Regions from separate parts of the Homo sapiens genome. Here region 2 is linked to region 1. A link is a loop called in an ENCODE intact Hi-C map of the cell type or tissue named here. Cell type or tissue: Calu3. All regions are shown on one strand.

Region 1 (2,500 bases):
CTTTCCCACACAGATACAAATGCTGGTGACAATAGTCATCGGCAGCGGAGGTCTGAGGGAAATGGGTGGGACCACTCAGTTCTGCCCCTGATGGTGTTACTGGTGCTGGCCTGTGTCCTCTGTGTTTCGTGGTTTTTTGTTTGTTTTTTTTTGTCATCACTGCTGTGGAAGCAAAGGGAGCCATGGATGTTCTTGAGCCACTGCAGCGCTCCCGCAGGGCTGAGTGTCCAAAGCCAAGTAGAATGCTCAGGGTGCCGCTAGGAAGAGGGCGATGGGCAGAGCATGCTGCTGATGTGCTGGGGCCATCTCAGTCTTGTCACCAAGAGGAAGCCACCTAACCCTCACTGGAAACTCACAACTACTTAGTCAAAAAATGGGCCAAAACATTCATAATGGGTGCATAAGCAGGGGCAGGGGCGGAGGTCAGGCTGAGCAAGATGAGAAGTCAGGTGGGACTGGGCAGGACAGGCAGGGAGGGTGCTGCTGCAGGTGTAAAGTGAACCCTCGGGCGGCCGGAGAGCCAAGTTCCCAACCAAGAGAAGCAAGAAGAAGATGAGCCCCGAGGAGCCACCTCAGCAACAAGTGCAGGACTTCCTCCCAGGAGGGAGAATTCCATTTTTTTTTTTTTTTTTTTTTTTTTTTGAGACGGAGTTTCACTCTGTTGCCCAGGCTGGAGTGCAGTGGCACAATCTCGGCTCACTGAAACCTCCTCCTCATGGGTTCAAGCAATTCTCCTGTCTCAGCCTCCCGAGTAGCTGGGATTACAGGCCTTCACCACCACACCTGGCCAATTTTTTTGAATTCTTATTAGAGACAAGGTTTCACCATGTTGGCCAGGCTGGTCTCGAACTCCTGACCCCAGGTGATTCACCTGCCTTGGCCTCCCAAAGTGTTGGGATTACAGGCATGAGCCACCACGCCCAGCCAGGAGGGAGAGTTTCAAGGAAGCAGGTGAGTGTGGTGAGATAAGGGGCCCCTCCCTTCCTGGGACACATGCCGAGACTGTGCCTTGGTCATGCATCTTACGGCTGAGGAAGGGACAGAGACTTTTAGCATCACGTCATCCTGGGAAAACACTGAGAGGGGGTCCGACTCAGCTGCATGAGAGGACTGATTGTCTTGTAGGCCCTCCCTCCCTGAGCCCTCAGCCCCAACCCCACCTAGACTGGCACCTGATGGCCCTGAATGACTGGCAACCCATGTCAGAGACCAAGGACAATGCGGGCTATGCTGAAGAGAAGCAATTGCTTAGAGGACCTGGGGCTGTTTGGGGACAAGATGGGGCCGGGGTTAGGGGAGACAGTGAAGGAGGTTCCAGTCGAAAGCCATGCCCATGAGACTGGTGCTGAGAGCAGAGCCCGGTGGTGGCACCTTTGGGAGGTGAGGAGACACACAGAGGAGAGCAGAGGGGCCACTCCTTGAGCCAAACAGCCTGGAGACACTGTATGGGGTGGAAGCCACAAACCTGAAGCAAAGCCCTGGGACATTCTGCTGGAGCCGGCATGTGCTTTTTGTGCTCACCGTGAGGTTGTTCAGTAAAGGGTTGGTTCACCCTTCCCCTCTACCTTGAAGGGCATTTCATAAACAATTGCAATGTCCCAATTCAGGCAGCCCCACCTGCCTCTCGGGGCCCCTGTCTGGGTGGGCAGGGAGCTACAGGCTTGTGATCAATGGCAGGGTTTCTCCAGACACTCTCCTGTGTGTCTTTAGCAGCCTCCCCCTGGGGGTGGCTGGGCCTTCAGAAGGGTCAGCTTACCTCCCATGCCTGGCACGCTGGGCCCGCTCAGGTCATTTGGATGTGGAGCAGAAGGCGGATCATAGCCGATCACCAAGTCAATGGTGGCCTGGGTAGAAATAATTCGTTGCAAATATTATCAGTGCAGGGCACCAGCATGTTATAGACTCAATGCAAGTGACTTCAGCAGGAGCCAAAGTCTTGGAAGGGGTAAGAGAGAGGGAGTAGGTAAGCGAGGCTGGAAACGGGGAGAGGGACACAAGCTCGACTGTTCCTATCCTCCCACTGACAGCCAAGGCAGGGTGGGGAAGTAGCTCCCTGTCACAGGTTGCCAAGTGTATCCTTGCTAAGGGGCCACCTCATCAACAGAGTAAAGTTGTGACAAGCAGGTGTGAATTGTCACACACCTCCATCCTAGACTGGAGATGCCCTCCCATCACAGAATTACAATTACAGAGGGTCACTGTAAATGATTAATTTATTTGTTTGCTCATTGCTTATTTCATTATGAATTGCTGAGATTTATTTTCATGCTTCTTTTTAAAGAAGAATTTTAGGGCTGGGCACGGTGGCTCATGCCTGTAATCCTAGCACTTTGGGAGGCCGAAGCGGGTGGATCACCTGAGGTCAGGAGTTCGACACCAACCTGGCCAACATGGCGAAACCTTGTCTCTACTAAAAATACAAAAATTAACTGGGCATGGTGGCAGGCACCTGTAATCCCAGCTACTCAGAGGCTGAGGCAGAAGAATTGCTTGAACCTGA
Region 2 (2,500 bases), 49 kb before region 1:
AACTTATAAAGAAAACTGTGTCTATCTGTGTCAACACGTAGTGTGATGTAATGATGAACATAGGCTTTGGAGCCAACAACCTGGGTACTAATCGTGGCTCCATTCTTTACTAGTTCTATTGTCTTGACCAGTCACTTACTTCCTTGTCCTCCTATTTTCAAATGTGGGACATGCTTTTTAGGGCTGTTGTGAGAAGGAAATGAGTTGCTGTATGGAAAGGATTTAGAATAGTTGCATAGCAACGTCTAAACAATGTTGCCATCCTCATCATCATCTCGTTGTCATCTTTATTATCACCATCATCTCATCAGATTCTCAAAGGGGCCCATGAACTCCAGAAAGATTTATGAACCAACCATGTAGGCCAAATCTCCATTCAATATGAGAACTTGGATGTGTTGTGATGAGACCCCCAAGGGTTCCTGAGAATGGCTGAGCTAGAGCCAGAATTAGCCTTCTGCTGCCAGGCCTTGCCTCCCACCATGGCATCTGGTGGGACACAGGGTGAGGATTTCCACCAGGTTCACGAAGCTCTGATTCACAGTGTCCTTACCTAGAATTTCCACTCACTTGAATTTCACCTAGCTTCTTCAATGAAGAAAATCCTAGCACAACTTCCCTTAGACACTGAATTTCCTGTTACATAAAGTTTAGAAAGATTCCAATTTGATTCCTCAAAAACAGCTCATATCAGAAGTATAAATAGATGACTGTGGTTTGCTCTGCAAATCTTAAAATTCACAGACAATTTCTCCATGAAAGTTATTACCAAATGTTTCTGTTTGGTTTCATAAATAACTACGGCATTGTATTTGAAGGGTTAATTCCCCAGAGTGAGACTTTGAGGCAAAAAGATATCTGGAAGCTGTTAGTTCAAAAGTCACACTTGGGGCCTTGAACAAATAGATGTCTACTGTGAAATACATGGCAGGAAGAGGGGCTGAGTTGGCAAACCCAGCTCTGGGCATCAGATATGTCATTTCTCCTCTTTGGGCCTCTGTTTTCTCATTTACAAGATAAGGAGACTGAAGGACATGATCCCTTAGGACCCAGCTCTAACATTCAGAACTTAAACAAGCACCCCAGCAGTACTTTGATTTTGGTTGCGTTTCAATTACCTGGCTTTACCACTAGGAGGCACAAGAAGACAGGGTGACTTAGGGTGTTAGCCCAGTGTGGGGAATAAAGGCCTTTTTGCTTGTGGAAAGCATTCAATATGCTTTTCTTTCGGAACTTCCCTGTCCACTGCTTTATTAACCAATATTTAAAATGAGTTTGGAACGAATCACTTCCCCCTTTGATTTCCATATGCTAAAAGATCTGAGCTGTTTCCCCGAATCAGTTATGAAAGGTCCGCTGGTTCAAGTCAAATCTACTGGTTTTGCCTAACAGAGGCTTGGCCACAGTGTTCATCAGGCATTCAGTAAAAGAGCAAGTAAAAGGGCTGTTTCTAAAAATATGTTTATGAATTAGAGATATTGTTCTGAATGGTAAAATCAATGCTCCACTCCCAGATCCCATTCTCCGTAGGAGCCAGAAGTCACCCTTCTCCAGGGTGGGGGTCATTCTTGGGTTGATGAGAAGCAGAGGCTCAGGCTTGCTTCTTTCTCCGCTCCCCATCCCTTGCCTGAGGCTGCCTGGGACGTGCTTCTGGGAGTGGGGCCTCAGCCTCCCTAGGCTACTTGAGAACTGGCACCAAATCAGAAAGTGGAGCTTTTCCTGGTGGTGATTCAGGCACTCCTCCCAGTGAGGACTTTTTACGAAGTTTGAATAATTCAAAATCACTTCTTAGACAAACACTAGAAACAATTCCACAGGATTTACAGTCTTAGAATTTCAGGGAGGAGCGCCTGGATGAAAATTCTGAGATAGGCGTAAGATCACTGTACCTCGTGTCTTCTATAACTTCATCTATCAGCTTCAGCCACAATTCAGCCAGCTGGTTTGCAGGAATTTTACCTTGTATCCCTGATTTTAGAGCTTCTATATTTGTTTGCTGAAGAATTTGAAAAGAGAGGAAATAATTGATAATTGTTCATTATGCCATTATACCTTTTCATATAGTTTAACCTGTGAAATCATGTAAATATTTTTGTATATTCAAAAAACAAATAAAATGAAACCAGCAAAGATAGGAGAGGGAACCCTAAAGTGGAATATAACCAGAAATAAAACAGATCTAATTACATTTCAGATGAATAACATAATTACACTAAACTAACCCAAGTAACTTTTGGAACACAGTATTTTGACTATGTACACTTTGTTAAAAGGCAGAAAAAAAAAACCCATAAACATATTGAACTCTAATTAGTAGGCTTATTTTTCACAGTGGTTTATCTACAGATTTTAGGATTGAACCAAGGAGTAAATATATTGAGGATAACAAAGGCCAGATTTCTCACTGTTGGAGAAGAAAGTTAGAGACATAGAAATACAGAGGACTAGGATAAACCTTGTGGTATTGGACTGGAATTGGAAGTATCTTTATGAAGTCATA

What was found. A loop is a pair of places that touch in the nucleus more often than their neighbours do. Peaks named below come from ENCODE experiments on the same cell type or tissue, not always from the same donor. Only the 100,000 strongest peaks of a DNase experiment are listed, where the experiment ranks them.
Region 2: it touches region 1 in a loop (2.2-fold over the local background); 34 of 110 quality-filtered maps call a loop at or near these places.

The regions. Positions count from the first base shown.
Region 1 is chr10:93,424,315-93,426,814 of GRCh38, forward strand. MYOF (myoferlin) reads right to left here. Exons shown (of 54, transcript NM_013451.4): 5 at 1,757-1,844. Among named protein-coding and RNA genes, the nearest start is that of MYOF, 57 kb to the right of the region's middle. In Calu3, no CTCF peak of the experiment used is centred here; DNase peaks (open chromatin) are centred at 977 and 2,482.
Region 2 is chr10:93,375,434-93,377,933 of GRCh38, forward strand. It overlaps MYOF (myoferlin), which reads right to left. Exons shown (of 54, transcript NM_013451.4): 22 at 1,890-1,996. Among named protein-coding and RNA genes, the nearest start is that of MYOF, 110 kb to the right of the region's middle. In Calu3, a CTCF peak has its summit at 1,110 (motif pointing right); DNase peaks (open chromatin) are centred at 1,138 and 1,698.